Linked DNA regions of Homo sapiens: region 2 is linked to region 1. A link is an interaction called in ENCODE POLR2A ChIA-PET data of the cell type or tissue named here. Cell type or tissue: OCI-LY7. All regions are shown on one strand. Each heading gives the region's core, and the rest is flanking DNA. Links, peaks and the distances in the headings are about the cores only.

Region 1 (9,137 bases), core at 2,517-7,516:
AATTAGCCAGGTGTGGTGGCACATGCCTGTAATCCCAGCTACTCGGGAGGCTTAGGCAGGAGAATCACTTGAACCCGGGAGACAGAGATTGCGGTAAGCCGAGATCGTGCCATTGCACTCCAGCCTGGGCAACAAGAGGAAAACTCCATCTCAAAAACAAAAACTAATCACAGCAGCCTGGGCAACATGGTGAAACCTTGCCTCTACAAAAAATACAAGAATTAGCCAGGTGTAGTGGCAGGCACCTGTAGTCCCACCTACTTGGGAGGCTGAGGTTGAAGGATTGCTTGAGCCTGGGAGGTTGAGGCTGCAGTGAGCCATGATCATGCCACAAACTCCAGCCTGGGTGACAAAATGAGACTGTATCTCAATACAAAAGCAAATCACAGAGGCCAGGCACAGTGGCTCACACCTGTAATCCCAGAACTTTGGGAGGCCGAGGCAGGCGGATCACCTGAGGTCAGGAGTTCAAGACCAGCCTGGCCAACATGGTGAAACCCCGCCTCTACTAAAAATAAAAAAATTAGCTGGGCGTGATGGCAGGTGCCTGTAATCCCAGCTACTCAGGACGCTGAGGCAGGAGAATCACTTGAACCCAGGAGGCAGAGGTTGCAGTGAGCCAAGATCTCGCCATTGCACTCCAGCCTAAGTGACAAGAGCAAAACTCCATCTCAAAAAAAAAGCAAATCACAGGTAAGAGATGCAAAGGACACAGGCCTGTCACACATGTCCTGTGTTGTGCTTGAACTCTGGTAATTTTATTTACATTTATTTATTTATTTATTTATTTTGAGATAGAGTCTTACTGTGTTGCCTAGGCTGGAGTGCAGTGGTATGATCTCGGCTCACTGCAATCTCCACCTCCTGGGTTCAAGCAATTCTCATGACTTAGCCTCCCGAGGAGCAGGAACTAGGTGTGTGCCACCACACCCGGCTAATTTTTGTATTTTTAGTAGAGATGGGGTTTTGCCATGTTGGTCAGGCTGGTCTCGAACTCCTGACCTCAAGTGATCCTCCTGCCTCGGCCACCCAAAGTGCTGGGATTACAGGTGTGAGCCACTGCACCTGGACTGAACACTGGTAATTTTAAAATGAAATACATTTATTACTTTTTACAAATACTCAAGTAAAAGACCAAAAAAATTCAAATTTAATTTTAATTTAAATCATTGTAAGATGTATGGGATTAATATCCACACTCAGGATTTCTCAGTACTCACTTTTCATAAAAATCAGCTCAAAATAAAACATACCTAGAAAATTGCAGAATAGAGGGTCCTGTGGTGCCTATCTAGTCTCTATTCCTCTAGGGGGAATGTAGTGGGGTCTTAAGATACCCTCTTGGCTGGGTGCAGTGGTTCACGTCTGTAATCCCAGCACTTTGGGAGGCCGAGACAGCCAGGTTACTTGAAGTCAGGAGTTCAAGATCAGCCTGGCCAACACATTGAAACCTTGTCTCTACTAAAAACACAAAAATTAGCCAGGCGTGGTGGCGTGTGCCTGTAGTTCCAGCTACTCGAGAGGCTGAGGCAGGAGAATCACTTGAACCTGGCAGGTGGAAGTTGCAGTGAGCTGAAATCATGCCATTGCACTCCAGCCTGGGTGACAACAGCAAAACTCCACCTCAAAAAAAAAAGATACCCTTTTAGAGCCAGGCGTGGTGGCTCACACCTGTAATCCTAACACTTTAGGGAGGCCGAGGCAGGCAGATCACCTAAGGTCAGGAGTTCGAGACCAGCCTGGCCAACATGATGAAACCTTATCTCTACTAAAAATACAAGAATAAGCCAGGTGTGATGGCCGGCGCCTGTCGTGATCTGATTATCTGAAAGCAAAAGGAACAAAACTGGAGTGCAATGAGTGAATGAGCTCACATGTGTCTTGTTTAGCCTTAGAATTCATATTTAGCAAAATAAGTAAGCCTGTGCTCCTCACCTGAACTCCTGGATAACTCACTGTGGATATTTACACATCACTGGGTAGCTGTCTGTCATGTCTCATTTATTCCCACACATGGGCTCATTCATTCATTCAACAAACATTTGCAGACAGCCCCTTCTCTGCTGTGCTGCCCTTTGCTTTCATGCAGTGTATCTTCATACTTTCTCTAATAAGTCTGCCTTTCTTTACCAAAAAAAGAAAAAACAAACATTTGTCCTATGACCTACTGTATGCCTAGCACCAGGATGGGTGGGGTTAGTCTGACTTCTTTTGAGTGACCTAAGCCCAACTCAAATTGGCTTGTGTAAAAAAGAATTTGGCTGGGTATGGTGGCTCACGCCTGTGATCCAGCACTTTGGGAGGCCGAGGCAGGTGGATCACTTGAGGCCAGGAGTGTGAGACCAGCCTGGCCAACGTGGCGAAACCCCGTCTCTACTGAAAATAAAAAAATTATCTGGACATGGTGGTACACACCTGTAATCCCAGCTACTTGGGAGGCTGAGGTAGGAGAATCACTTGAACCTGGGAGGCAGAAGTTGCAGTGAGCTGAGATTGTACCACTGCACTCCAGTGTAAACGACAGAATGAGACTCTGTCTCAATAAATAAATAAGGAATTTATTGGCTTATGTAACTCTATGAAACTTATGTAACTTATAAAAGCTCTAGTGCAAGTCGCCTTCAGGCATGGTTGGTTCTCACAGTATGAGAATTACCCTCACTCTTCATCTCTCAGCTATACTTTCTTCTGTGGAGGCCTGCTTCACCCTCAGGTAGCTTCTACCCTGAGATCATAGCAGTCTTGGCCTCTACCCACTCTAGCTTAACCACCCACAGAGAAAGGGAAAGCCCTTTTCCCAACAGTTCCAGTGAGAGTCCTGACCTGGCTCTAATTTGATTCAGTTTGAGTCACATGCCTTCACTGGATTGATTGGGAGGTGCTAGATGGTTGTTGGCCAGTGTGTCATCACCTGGTCACACCAGTAAGTAAGAGATTCAGTCCCATCTGAATCACGTGGATTGAGAATGACGGAAAAGGTAGTTTCCCAAAAGAATGCTAGGGCACAGTGACCAAAAAAAGAAGAATGGATGCTGGCCATGCAAAAAACAACAGATGTCCAACTATAGACATGACAAAAATGAATAAAATACCTTTTATGGGACTATAGAACCCCCACATGCACCTGGCAGGAGTGTGGGCTGGCAGCTGCTATGTGGGAGAGCAACCTGGCAGTGTTTTGCACCCACATAGCCTATGCCCCGGCATCTCCTTCCTGGGGAGAAGAGGCAGTGATGTGTGTGGAGGCGGCCATATGGGGGCCATTGCTAGGAGAGTACTTTGGTAAAATGTGGTGAATGCACAGAAGATGGGGAAGCCGAAGAAATGGACTAGATATTTACAGAGACCCGTGTTGAGATCTTCAAAACAGAGTGAAAACAAAAACCAAAGAACTCTGTAACAGGAGGCTATTTGTGTAAATGTAAAACGCATGTCATGGTGAGTAATCAAGATAGCGTTGCCCTTGGGGGATGTGACTAAAAGGAAGCACAGAGCTGCCCAATTAAATAATACATTTCCCAGCTTTCTTTGCAACTAGGCGTGGCCACATGACAAGGTTCTGGCCAATGGGATGGGAACAGAAGTAATGCAGGCAACTTCCTGGACCAAGACCATAAATGGAAAAGAGAGTGCCCTCCCTCTCTCTTCCTTTCTTTCCTGCAGGAGCTGGAGTGACTCTCTTGGTCCCTAAGGTGGAAGCCATGTGTTGAGGACACTGAGCAACAAGATAGGAGGAGCCTGGGGCCCAGCCAGAGAACAGGAAGCCACCCAAATAGCTCTCAACCCCTTATAGATGGACTACTAAATGGGAAATAAAGTAGACTGTTCTCTCTTGATCTTTGTACAGAATCTATGTGCTAACTAATATAGTGCTCACTGGGAGGCTGAGACAGGAGGATAGCTTGAGCCCAGCTTGAGCCCAGGAGTTCGACACCAGCCTGGGCAACATAGCAAGACCTCGTCTCTACTTAAAAAAAAAAAAAAATTAGCGGGGCATGGTGGCACGTGCCTATAGTCCCAGCTACTCGGGAGGCTGAGGCAGGAGGATGGCTTGAGCTCAAGAGCCAGAGGTTGTAGTGAGCTAATATCACACCACTGTATTCCAATCTAGGTGACAGAGACCCTGTCTCAACAAAATAAAACAAAAAAACCATAGTGCTCAATAGGTTGATATTATCATGACTTTCTCCTCAGTTGTCATTATGATGATGATTATTTTATTGACCTAAAGCATTATGTACAGTTCAGCAAAGTCTTGTGGTGCCTTAACAAACAATGGAGGCAGTAACCCTTAGAGTTCTTGAGTTGCAGGTGTAGGAAACCACTGCTGACTCAAGTAAAAATATTGGTAGAATATGGTGTAGCTTATTGACTCAAAAGAAAGGCTGGAGGCCTTGTGTGGTGGCTCATCCCTGTAATCCCAGCACTTTGGGAAGCCAAGATGGGCGGATCACCTGAGGTCAGGAGTTTGAGACCAGCCTGGCCAATATGGCGAAACGCTGTCTCTACTAAAAATACAAAAATTAGCTGGGCGTGGTGGTGCACGCCTGTAATCCCAGCTACTAGGGAGGCTGAGGCAGGAGGATTGCTTAAACCTGGGAGGCAGAGGTTGCAATGAGCCGAGATCACACCATTGCATTCCAGCCTGGGCGACAGAGTGAGACTCCGTCTCAAAAAAAAAAAAGGCTGAAACTAGGCTTCTGGAAGGCTAGGATCTGAGGCAAGTCCTGGAATCCAGGTGACAGGAACTCATCAGCATTGGAGTAAAAGAGATATTCAAAACAGAGTGAAGAGTAAGTATAAATAACAGGAGGCTGGCTGGGCGTGGTGGCTCACGCCTGTAATCCCAGCACTTTGGGAGGCCGAGGCGGGTGGATCATGAGGTCTGGAGATCGAGACCATCCTGGCTAACATGGAGAAACCCCATCTCTACTAAAAATGAAAAAAAGAAATTAGCCGGGCGTGGTGGTGGGCGCCTGTAGTCCCATCTACTCGGGAGGCTGAGGCAGGAGAATGGCTTGAACCTGAGAGGCGGAGCTTGCAGTGAGCCAAGATCGCGCCACTGCACTCCAGCCTGGGCAACAGAGCGAGACTCGTCTCAAAAAAAAAACAGGAGGCGGCCGGGCGCGGTGGCTCACGCCTGTAATCCCAGCACTTTGGGAGGCCGAGGCGGGTGGATCATGAGGTCAGGAGATCGAGACCATCCTGGCTAACAAGGTGAAACCCCGTCTCTACTAAAAATACAAAAAATTAGCCGGGCGCGGTGGCGGGTGCCTGTAGTCCCAGCTACTCGGGAGGCTGAGGCAGGAGAATGGCGTGAACCCGGGAAGCGGAGCTTGCAGTGAGCCGAGATTGCGCCACTGCAGTCCGCAGTCCGGCCTGGGCGACAGAGCGAGACTCCGTCTCAAAAAAAAAAAAAAAAAAAAAAAAAAAAACCGGAGGCTATTTGTGTAAATGTAAATCGCATGTCACGGTGAGTAATCAAGATAGTGCTGCCCTTGGGGGATGTGACTAAAAGGAAGCACAGAGCTGCCCAATTAAGTATTACATTTCCCAGCTTTCTTTGCAGCTAGGCGTGGCCACATGACAAGGCCACATGTGGATGTGGGGCAGAGTGGACAGGGAGGTTGTGTTTGCACAAAAGCATCTACCTGTGATGTTTAAGTTGAGATGGATGAAAAGAAACTGGCCATGTGCAGATACTGGAAGAGAGAATCCCACGCAATATGCCATTGGAAAGGAATCTTAGTTTGAGAAATTCAAGAGGTGCCAGTGGTGGGGGTGGTGTGGGCGTGGCAGGGGATAGACTCTTGGAGAACAAAATGATGAAGAAGGCAGAGAATGTATGAGATGAAATCAGAGGCCAGGAAAAGATCATGGAGGAACTTGGAGGCCACTGAAGAGAGTCTGGGGCCAGGCACAGTGACTCATACCTGTAATCCCAACTCTTTGGGAGGCTGAGGCCAGAGGATTGCTTGAGCTCAGGAGTTCAGGACCAGCCTGGGCAACACAGGGAGACCCCCATCTCTACAAACAAATATAAAAATTAAAAAATTGGCCAGGCGCAGTGGCTCACACCTGTAATCCCAGCACTTTGGGAGGCCAAGGCAGATAGATCATGAGGTTGGGAGTTCAAGACCAGCCTGGTCAACATGGTGAAACCCCGTCTCTACTAAAAATACAAAAATTAGCCAGGCATGGTGGCAGACACCTGTAATCCTGACTACTCTGGAGGCTGAGGCAGAGAATTGCTTGAACCCAGGAAGCAGAGGTTGCAGTGAGCTGAGATCATGCCACTGCACTCCAGCTGGGTGACAGAGCGAGACTCCGTCTCAAAAAATAATAATAATAATAATAATTTTTTTTAAATTAAAAAATTAGGCCAGGTGCAGTGGCTCATGCCTGTAATCCCAGCACTTTGGGAGGCCGAGGTGGGTGGATCACCTGGGGTCAGAAGTTCGAGACTAGCCTGGCCAACATGGTGAAACCCTGTCCCTACTAAAAATATAAAAATTAGCCAGACATGGTAGCATGCACCTGTAATCCCAGCTACTTGGGAGGCTGAGGCAGGAGAATTGCTTAAACCCGGGAGGTGGAGGTTGCAGTGAGCTGAGATGTTGGCATTGCACTCCAGCCTGGGTGACAAGCAAGACACTCCATCTCAAAAAAAAAAAAAAAGAAACTCAGGCGTGGTGGGGGACACCTGTGGTCCCAGCTACTTGGGAGGCTGATGCAGGAGGATCCAGGCTGCAGTGAGCTGTGATCACACCACTGCACTTCAGCCTGAGTGACAGAGCAAGACCCTATTTCAAAAAAAAAATTTGGTTTTTATTCTTTTTTTTTTTTTTTTTTTGAGACAGAGTCTTGCTCTGTCGCCCAGGCTGGAGTGCAGTGGCGTGATCTCAGCTCACTGCAAGCTCTGCCTCCCGGGTTCACGTCATTCTCCTGCCTCAGCCTCCCGAGTAGCTGTGACTACAGGCACCCGCCACCATGCCCGGTTAATTTTTTTGTATTTTTAGTAGAGATGGGGTTTCACCGTGTTAACCAGGATGGTCTCGATCTCCTGACCTCGTGATCCGCCCATCTCGGCCTCCCAAAGTGCTGGGACCACAGGCGTGAGCCACTGCACCTGGCCAATTTGGTTTTTATTCTGGTTGTCCTGGATAAAAATGTTGAATTTTAAGTAGAAGACTGGCGTGACTTGATTTACTTTTTCAGATCTGCCTGACTGCTGAGTGGAAAAGTGATTCATGGGCCACGGGTGGAGACAGAGAGACTAAAAGATGGGAGCAGTAGAGATGGGGGTGAGGGTGGGAGCCCTCAATGCTTGCTAATGGCCTGGAAGCCAAGTGAGAGGAAAAAGAGAACAAGGACCACTCCTTACTCTCATCCTTATGAAGCCGTATGGAAGGGGCAGAGGGTGGGACAAGAGCCAGTCAAGAGTTCTGTTCTGGACAATTGATGGCTGAGAACGCCAGCCAGTCTGTAGATTTGGATGTGTGCAGGAGACAGGAGATATGAATAGGGAAGTCATCAGCATGGAGATGCTATTTAAAATCTTGGCACTGAACCAGATTATCTAGAAACAAGGCAAGACCCAGGCCCCAAATCCTGGGACGATACAAGGTGTCAACATGCACTTAAATCTTTTTTTTTTTTTTTTCGAGACGGAGTCTTGCCCTGTCACCCAGGCTAGAGTGCAGTGGTGCGATCTTGGCTCACTACAACCTCCACCTCTCAGGTTCAAGCAATTCTCCTGCCTGGGATTACAGGGGCCTGCCCACCATGCCCCACTAATTTTTGTATTTTCAATAGAGATGGGGTTTCACCATGTTGGCCAGGCTGGTCTCGAACTCCTGACCTCAAGTTATCCGCCCGCCTCAGCCTCCCAAAGTGCTGGGATTACAGGCGTGAGCCACCGTGCCCGGCAAATCTTACTGTCTTATCTAGCTAGACACCTCTGGGGATGTCATTCCACAGAGGGTCCCATTTCTCTGCTCCTTTGTTTAGTAAAATTTCTCGAAGGCATGTTTATCGCTACCATCTCCCCTTTCTCTCCTGTTCCTGTTCTCTCCTCAATGGACTCTATCAGGCTGAAATAAGTATTTCAGGTTTTTCTTTTCTTTTCTTTTCTTTTTTTTTGAGACAGTGTCTGGCTTTTTTTTTTTTTTTTTTTTTTTTTTTTTGAGTCTCGCTCTGTCACCCAGGCTGGAGTGCAGTGGCATGATCTCGGTTCACTGCAAGCTCCGCCTCCCAGGTTCACGCCATTCTCTTGCCTCAGCCTCCCGAGTAGCTGAGACTACAGGCACCTGCCACCACACCCGGCTAATTTTTTGTATTTTTAGTAGAGACGGGGCTTCACTGTGTTAGCCAGGATGGTCTTGATCTCCTGACCTCGTGATTTGCTCACCTCGGCCTCCCAAAGTTCTGGGATTAGGTGTGAGGGTCTGGCTCTTTCTCTTAGGCCAGAATGCAGTGGTGCTATCACGGCTCTCTGCAGCCTCCACCTTCCAGACTCAAGCGATCCTCCCGCCTCAGCCTCCCTAGTAGCTGGGACTACAGGCATGTGTTACCACACTGGGCTAATTTTTTTAATTTTTAGTAGAGATGGAGGGTCTCACTCTGTTTCCTAGGCTGGTCTTGAATTCCTGGGCTCAAGTGACCTTCCTGTCTCGGCATCCCAAAGTGCTGGGATTTCAGGCATGAGCCACCGTGCCTGGCCTATTTAGATTTTTTTTTTTGAGACTGAGTTTCGCTCTTGTTGCCCAGGCTGGAGTGCAATGGTGCGGTCTCGGTTCACTGCAACCTCTGCCTCCCAGGTTCAACCGATTTTCCTGTCTCAGCCTCCTCAGTAGCTCTGGGATTGCAGGCGTGCACCACCACACCTGACTAATTTTTGTATTTTTAGTAGAGACAGGGTTTCACCATGTTGGCCAAGCTGGTCTTGAACTTCTGACCTCAGGAGATCCCCCTGCCTTGGCCTCCCAAAGTGCTGGGATTACAGGCATGAGCCAGCACACCCGGCCCAGATTTTGCCTGGTTTCAGTCAGCCAAGACCACACTTCTGCACTCCAGCCTGGGCGACAGAGCAAGACTGTCTCAAAAAAAAAAAAACACTGCGTTTATTTCAGGCCAGA
Region 2 (9,137 bases), core at 1,895-6,894, 410 kb after region 1:
AAGAGACAGACAGGCAGAGAGGGAGCGTTTGGATTTAGATTTCCAAAAGCCAGAGGCTTGGGGAGAACGTGGAGTTGACTGTGGTTAAGAGAGAAAAACAGGCCGGGTGTGGTGGCACATGCCTGTAATCCCAGCACTTTGGGACGCTGAGGCGGGTGGATCACGAGGTCAAGAGATCGAGACCATCCTGGCCAACATGGTGAAATGCCGTCTCTACTAACAAAAATATAAAAATTAGCTGGGCGTGGTGGCGTATGCCTGTAGTCCCAGCTACTCGGGAGGCTGAGGCAGGAGAATCGCTTGAACCCGGGAGGCAGAGGTTGCAGTGAGTCGAGACTGCGCCACTGCACTCCAGCCTCGCGACAGAATGAGACTCCATCTCCAAACAAACAAACACGGTACTACTTGCATGGACGGAGAAAAGCTCAAAAGGCGTAAGTGTCATTAACAACTCTCTAGGTGGCAACACTCAACAGCTCATCACTGTGGACCTGACCAAGAGAGAACATACTGGCTCCTGAATCACCCATGATTTTTATAATATGTTATGGGGGGCGGGCAGGGGAGAGTAGGGATGAGGTCTCCTTTGGTCTTTCTCATTTTTTAATTGAAAACATTTCTAATTCTTGCACCATGTTGGTAGTCACTCCTTCTAAATTCTGGCCAGGCATGGTGGCTCACACCTTCAGTTCCAGCACTTTGGGAGGCTGAGGCAGGCAGATCACTTGAGCCCAGGAGTTCAAGACCAGCCTAGGCAACATGGCAAAACCCCATCTCTACAAAAAAATACAACAAAGTTAGCTGGGCATGGTGGCACATGCCTGTAGTCCCAGCTACTCAAGAGGCTGAGGTGGGAGGATCACCTGAGCCAGGGTAGATGGAAGGTGCAGTGAGCTCTAATCGTGCCACTGCCTTCCAGCCTCTGTGACAGAGTGAGACCCTGTCTCAAAATAAATATTAATAAATTCCCACCCACTGGGTTTAGAAAATAAGGTTTCTGGTTAACGCACACACCACTGTACATGGCGTAGCAATTTTCCAAGGTCTGAACTACAACCAGTAACATTTAACCTGCAGTTGTCTTCAGAGAAAGGCTAAATTTATTGTGAGCACGTCGTTATCATAAGGTCATCCTTGGCAAGATCAGTTATTACTTGGTTAATGAAACACAACGTAGCGATCGCTGGTGTGGTGCTTATAAACTCAGATCCCATTGTAAAAAGGTTGCAAATTCACATCCCAGTGTGCTACCCACTACTTTGAGCAAGTTACCAAACTGCTCTAAGTCAAAAGTTTTCTCATCTGGAAAATGGTCACGGTGAAGATTTAAAAAGATGATTCATGTAAAAAAAAGCACTATTTTAATAGCAACTTAAATGCTTATTCAACATAAAGTTCAAAAATACAGCTGCCCCTCAGTATCCCAGGAGGGCTGTTTCCAGGACCCACCCCCGCCCCCCGCCATGGACACCAAAATTGGCAAGTGCTCAAGTACCTTATAAAAAATGGTAGAGTATTTGCATATAACCCACATACATCCTCCCATATACTTTAAATCATCTCTAGATTACTTATAATGTCCAACGCAATGTAAACACTATGTAAACAGTTGTTATATGCATTGTTTTAAAACATATATTATTTTTATTCTGTATTTTTTTTTTGCCCCATATATATATATATATATATATATATATATATAGAGAGAGAGAGAGAGAGAGAGAGAGAGAGAGAGAGAGAGAGAGAGAGACTTACTCTGTCTTCCAGGCTGGAGTACAGTGGTGCAATCTTGGCTCACTGCAACCTCTGCCTCCCAGGTTCAAGTGATTCTCCTACCTCAGCCTCCCGAGTAGCTGAGATTACAGGTGCACACCACCACACCCAGCTAATTTTTATATTTTTAGTAGAGACGGGGTTTTGCCATGTTGGCCAGGCTGGCCTTGAACTCCTGGCCTCAGGTGATCTGCCTGCCTCAGCCTCCCAAAGTGTTGGGATTACGGGTGTGAGCCACTGTGCTTGCCCCACTCCCCGAATATTTTTGATCTGTAGTTAACTGAATCCTTGAATTGGAACCAACTGTACTGTTAATGGACACAGATGCATTCCACAAAAACAAAATTACACTCAGGAATGATCAACACTGTTTTCAAGAGAATGGCTAACTCTGGGGGTAGGAGGGGATGTAATTTTGGAAGTGGCACCTGGGGGGCTCAGACTATGTAGTGCTTTAATTCAGGGGCTGACACTACCTATGGCCCGTAAGCCAAATCCAGCCCACAGCTGTTTTTGTGTGACCCAAGTCTGGAACGGCTTTCACATTTTTAAATGGTTGCAAAATAATCAAAAGAAGGATACTATTTCATAATATGTGAAAATGACACGAAATTCATATTTCAGTGTCCATAGGTAAAGTTTTATTGGAACACTGCCCTGCTCACTGGTTTACTATCCTGTCTGTGGTTACTTTCACACCACAGTGTTAAGCGGAGTAGTTTCAACAGAGACCGTGTGTGGCCTGCAGAGCCGAAGGTATTTAGTATCTGGCAGCAAAAGTTTGCCAACCCCTGTATCAGTTAAGCAGGATGCTGGGTACCCTACTTTTGTATGTTTTACCCATCTTTGTATGCCTGAAACACTTAATAATTTTTAAATAAGAAAGCCCTTATCTCAGGCTTGCACATAGGAAGTACTTTCTGTACATGGACTTTTTGATCTGATGACAGAATCCCACCCTGATATGGTTTGGACTTTGTCCCCTTCAACTCTCATGTTAAAATGTGACGTGATCCCCAGTGTTGTGGGGCTAGTGGGAGAGGTTTGGGTCATAGGGATGGATCCCTCATGAATGGCTTGGTGTCCTCTCCATGGTATGAGTGAGTTCTTGTTCTATTAGTTCACAGAAGAACTAGTTGTTTAAAAGAGTCGGGCATCTCTCTTGCGCCTTCTGTTACCGTGGGATGTGCCTGCTGGCCCTCCACCTTCCACTATGAGTAAAAGCTTCCCAAGGCCTCACCAGAAGCGGAACAGATACTGATGCCATGCTAGTACCACCTGCAGAACCGTGAGCCAAATAAATCTCTTTTTGAAATAAATTACTCAGTATCAGGTATTCCTTTACAGCAACGCAAAATGGGCTAATACACAAATCAGCTCTATTGTTTATATCTTTATATTGGAGAGAGATATATATATCTCTATATATCTAATGTATATATATACACATTAGATATATTATATATTATATATATAGATATTATATAGATCTATATATTATATATCGATATATAATACATAATATATAATATATCTAATGTGTATATATATACATTAGATATATAGAGATATTATATATAATATATAATATATACATTAGATATATAGAGATATATTATATATATATCTCCAGTGTTTATATAAATGTTGAGTCCTAAAATGTCCCCACGTATACATGCATCCTGGGTGCCTGTTTTCTTGTTTCTCAAATGCCACAGGCACTCCAGGATAGAGGCCTAGGTGTCTTGCTCCCTCTAATACATCAAAGCATATTGTATGGTGCTTAGCAAATGGTAGACATTGTATCTTTTATCTGGCTACAGGTGCCAGAAATTTGCATCTTATCTAAACTCATTCCCTTCATTCTTTTCGGTATGTGCAAATAATGAAAGGTTAAAAAAATAAACAATGAGGTTAAAAAATATCACTAGTTTCCAGATATCCAGATGCTATGAGAGTATTAGAAGCAGCAAATTGTTAGCCAACTGACCAAATGTGGTTAAAAACAAAATGAATTGTTTTCCCCACTCCCTAGGGTTTAAAAATATTTGAGGTAGTTGCCAATATTTAAAAATGAGACAATTTCACATAAAAATCTAGATTTTTGGCTTTTCTTGAAAATACAAGAGTATTGCCTTATTCTTGCATGGCAGCAACCAGCTGGCACTGAACAGTGGCGGCCCAATTAAGTCAAGGCATATGGGCTCCATTTTGTCACAGTCCCCACCACTCCCTACTCTCTTAAATTTGACCCTCTTTTTCCATTGGTATTTCCTCCTGGTCCCTATAGGCATTTGCATTTGAGAGCTATGTCATATGTATTATCAGAAAAGCCTGCTAAGGAAAGAGACGGCAGTGTGACACTTCTGGCCTCAGTCACGTAGCTTATTTACTTTACTGAGTGTTGCTGTCATCCTTAAGAGCTCTTACACATCCAAAACAGCATTTGTTGATTTTAAGCAGAGCAGGAATGTGTTTATGAGTCTGAACTCTGGGACAGAGTATTGCTACTAAGGCTTCTGGTGTATTCACCTTAGGCCCTTGCCTAAGGTTCTTGAAGGCCAAGCCAATGGGGAAATCATCTTTATTTCCTCCACAGCACTTAACACAGAATCTTGTTCATTCCATCATCCAGTTAGCATCTGTTGGAGGAAGGGAGGAAAGAAGGGGCAGAGGGAGAGAGAGACAGGGAGGAAGGAAATCTTATTTGAGCCATCACCTTCTTCCAACAAGATTTTTAAAAGTTCCCATTTATCCTTATTTTCCACCATGCCCTAGACAATGACTCTGACATATTAAATATGTAAATGTTTCCTTATAAATGATGCCATGTTGTTTTATGTGTGGCATGTGTTTTAATTTAATGAATAATGTGCACAATATCTCACTCTGTTTAGAAGGCTGTTTATTTTCAGTCTGCACTGATTTAAACATGTGTATGTTACTGGATGCATATCTAGCTTGTAGCTATAATTCTATACTGCACACCCACTCTATTGAATTTATGCATTGCCCTGGTGGTGAACAGCTAGGTAGCCTTTATCTCTCAGCCACCTTATAAACAATGCTGCAATGAACATCTCCATTCATCTTCATTTTTTAAAATGCAGTATCTCTCCCTATATATATGTATACACACACATTCCTAAAATGTATTTATAGCCAAGGTGGAGGATTTCTGTGTTATGGAGTATATGTGAACTGAACTTGAACAAGTACTAGCAGACTGTTCTTCATAACTCCTGTGCCATTCTAGATTCCACCAGAAGTACATAAGGGTTCCAGTTTCACAATTTCCTGCTAACACTTGGCACGGCCCCACTTTCTACTTTTTGCCAAACTGATGCATGGAAAGCAATAACTCATAGTTATTTTGATTTTCATTTCTAGGATTACTAGTGAGTTTGAGCATATATTCACATAATTGTGGGCCATATGAATGTTTGGAAATTGTCTGTTCAGATCTTTTATGCTTGCCCATTTTTCTACTGGGTTTTCTATTTTTTTTTTTTCTTACTGATTTGCTGGAGTGCATTACAGAGTCTAGGTATTCAATGTGTTTTTCGAATGCTGTAAATTTCTTCTCTTAGTCTTTCATTTGTCTGTTTTCTTTATTTCTATTATCTTTTGTAGAACAAAAAATCCTTACATATTTACCTAATAATTTCTTTTTGTAGGTGTAAAAATCCTTTCTCTATTCTTGGGATTTTAAAATTTGTCTACATGTTAAACTATTCACTTAGAATTTTACCTTTCATATTTAAGTCTTCAATTCATTTAGAGTCTGCCTTTTTATGTGGTTTAAAGTTTAATTTTTCTCCATATTGAAGAAAACAAAAATAAGCCATTTTTCCTAATATGTATTAAACTGTCCAACTGAGTGCACCTCCCAGCTACGACGGGATAGCTTGTATTTTTAGTCAACCTCACTATCATGATCAAAAATAACAGCTATAAAATATTGTCTTAAGGGATTGGAAGTCAACCAAGGCAGGTCCTGAGGGAACAAGATCCCAGAGAGATGAAAAACAGACCAAGTTTGACCTCTATCAATTTTCCCCTCAAGACACTTGCCAGTTTATAAGCAAAGAAGAAAAAAAGCAACAGCTTAGAGTTTTCCAGTCTTATGGGGCTGGGGAGAAAAAAACTGGAGTTCAGGATTACTAAAGTAGTTAGGACACAGGAGCAAAGATTGTAGAAATATGAGAACCACAGAGGTATGAGTCTCATATTGTTGAAAGTTATTAGCCTTGAGGCATTTGCTGATATCCAAGCTGGGTGCGGTGAGAGGCAGAGAAACCAAGCAAAAAGGGGGTAGCTATAAAGGCAAGAAATTAAGCAGAGCTTTTTTGCAGTTGCCTAATTACAGGAAGGCAAAAATTGGAATTCATGGCCAATAAGGATGAGGAGCCTTGAGAAACACTCAAAACTTTTAACTGGGACCCTAAAGGATTACTTCCTTGGAGTAACAGCAAACAAAATAGATCCTGCCTTGAGTCATCTCAATCTCATATTTGACCAAAGTGATTTGCCTCTACTATCATCAATAGCCAGCAGAAAAACTTTTCTTTTGGAGGAGATGTCATCTTCCAGAGTCTCCACAATGTTTTATACACAATAAAAAAATTACCAGGCATGCAAAAAGACAAAACCAAATGATCAAAAACCAAGACAAAAAACAAAAACAAAAACCTCACGAGATTCTGCTATTGAAGTTGTCAAACACGGAGTCCCTAGCAACTGTGATAATATAATAAAAAAATTGATTTAAGATGAGAATGCTGCTAAAAAAATCTAGGCTCTTTAAAAATGGAAATTACTGGTCAGGTGTGGTGGCTCACATCTGTAATCCCAGCACTTTGGGAGTCCAAGGCAGGTGGATCACCTGAAGCAGGAGTTTGAGACCAGCCTGGCCAACATGGTGAAACCCCACCTCTACTAAAAATACAAAAATTAGCCAGGTGTGGTGGCAGGTGCCTGTAATCTCAGCTACTTGGCAGGCTGAGGCAGGAGAATTGCTTGAACCCAGGAGGCGGAGGTTGCAGTGAGCCGAGATTGCACCATTGCACTCCAGCCTGGGTGACACAAGCAAAACTCTATCTCAAAAAAAAAAAAAAAGGAAATTACAGAACTGAGAAATGAAATAATTAAAATTAAGAACTCAATAGATCAGTTGAACTACAGACTGGATGTAGCAGATGAAAGAATTAGCAAACTGGAAGGTAAGTCAGTAAACAGATCTCAGGAATAAGGTTGAAAAACAGGTTTAAAAGAGCATAAAAGAAACATGGTACATGGTAAAAGATCTAGCACACATGTAATAGGAGCCACAGAAGGAGAGGAGAGAGAGAGCAAGTCAGAAACAATATTTAAAGAGAAACTGACAGAAGACCTTGCCAGATGGATGACAGATATCAAGTCATGGAATCAAGAAGTTCTGTGAATCCCAAAGATAAATACAGAGAAAAGCATTCCTGGGTATGTGATGGTTAAACTGCACATGTGCACAAATTAATCTTAAAAGCAGTCAGAGGGGGAATAAAAGACAATCTTTAAAGAAGGTATAATAAGACTGAGAAGCAGCTTCTCAGCAGAATTGATGGAAACCACAAAACAATGGAATTTCATCTGCCACTGTGGAATTCTATGCCAGCAAAAAAATACTTCAAAATGAAGACAAAATCAAAATGAAACAAACCAAAATTAAGATTGTTTCCCATCAGTAAACCTGCACTAAAAAAGAATATTCTGGAAACACGAAAATTCAGCAAAGATAAAGAACAACATAAAAGGGTAAATATGTGAGCAGGAGGATAGATAAATACAATTAACATGTTTTAAGGACCTTGCATTTTCTTGGAAATGGTAAAAGTACTAATTTATAGTAAACTTTTAGATATATCAAGAATGTATCCTATAATATTTAGGATAACCACTTAAAGAATAATAATAAATGTAAACATTTCATGTATGTTTATATTACATTAGTTACAGTAAATGCAAACAGAATAAATACAACACTTGAAAGACAAAGATCACCAGACTGACTTTAAAAACCTAACTACATGCTTATTACAAGAGACCCCTTTTAAATATAAAGACATACCAAGATTCAAAGCAAGGATTCAATAATATGAATACAACACAATACCCCAAATAGATTTTAAAATAAAAACCATTATTAGAGATTTACAGGGACATACAATAATGATAAAATAATCCACCAATATATGATAATTTAAAAGTTTATTTTTTCCAAAATTAATGTGCATGAAGAAAGGGACTTGACTGATTCTAGGGCTCTGTTAGACCTAGAATTAGATCTGCAAAATCTAAAATACCTATAGCAATTAAAATACCTATAGCAATCAAAACACACCATCCTTTGGAGGCAAATAAATGAACAGCACTAATAAAGCCAAAGCTACAGAAATATTAATCTTCACAAAGTAAACATGACCCTGACTTGAGAACCTGACAATTGTTCTTTCCTGCTGTCAGCTACAGCTACAGGCACTGGTGACTTGCAGAAGCAAACTATTAGCCACAGAGTATAGGAATGTGAACAAGCAACTCAAGGCAACTCAGTTTCCAGAGTTAGTAAAACCCTTCCAAAAATTCTAGTCATGGTTCTCATTTCCCAAGCACCTATTATACACCAGGCAATTTTCCTGATCACATTTACATGATCTCTTTTAATTCTCTCAACCACGCTGGGAGATAGAAGGATCTGTCCTGTATTTCCTCAAAGGCCGACTAAACACAGATTTAAGTCTGAGCAAAGTCTAGACACCAAGAAAACGTGAAATCATTCCTGTTTGGTGAACTTATCCTGTTCTGCCATGAGGATCTAAAAAGAAGCTTTTCAAATGTCAGCGCACTCCACCAATTGATGGATGGATAAAGAAAATGTGGTATGCATATACACTAGAATATTATTCAGCCATAAAAAACAATGAAATCCTGTCATTTGCAGCAACATGGATGGAACTGGAGGTCGTTATGTTAAGTGAAACAAGCCAAGGACAGAAAGACAAATATGGCATGTTCTCAATCACATGTGGGAGCTAAAAAAGTAGATCTCATGAAGATAGAGAGTAGACTGTGATTACTGAAGGCCAGGAAGGGTGGTGGGGAGGATGAAGAGAGGTTGATTAATGGGTACAAATATACAGTTAGAAGGAATAAGAGCTAGTGTTCAATAGAACAGTACGGTGACTATAATTAACAATAGTTTATCACACATTCAAAATAGCCAGAGTATAGAGTAATTTGAATGATGCTAACATAAAGAAAAGATACATATCTAAGGGGATGAAATCCCAATTATGCTGATTTGATCTGTATACATTATATGAACGTAT

The links. Peaks named below come from ENCODE experiments on the same cell type or tissue, not always from the same donor. Only the 100,000 strongest peaks of a DNase experiment are listed, where the experiment ranks them.
Region 2: POLR2A ChIA-PET joins it to region 1 with 5 read pairs; 2 of 35 experiments call an interaction of 5 or more read pairs at or near these places.

What each region holds. Positions count from the first base shown.
Region 1 is chr20:47,386,624-47,395,760 of GRCh38, reverse strand. The region is part of intron 2 of LINC01754 (long intergenic non-protein coding RNA 1754); the gene reads left to right. Among named protein-coding and RNA genes, the nearest start is that of LINC01754, 21 kb to the left of the region's middle. RefSeq lists enhancers at 2,944-2,993, 3,254-3,443, 3,614-3,743. In OCI-LY7, for the core only: CTCF peaks have their summits at 3,070 and 3,309; DNase peaks (open chromatin) are centred at 3,520 and 5,520; H3K4me3 peaks cover 1,433 bases; H3K27ac peaks cover 3,208 bases.
Region 2 is chr20:46,980,530-46,989,666 of GRCh38, reverse strand. All of the region lies in intron 1 of EYA2 (EYA transcriptional coactivator and phosphatase 2), which reads right to left. Among named protein-coding and RNA genes, the nearest start is that of EYA2-AS1, 83 kb to the right of the region's middle. In OCI-LY7, for the core only: no CTCF peak of the experiment used is centred there; no DNase peak of the experiment used is centred there.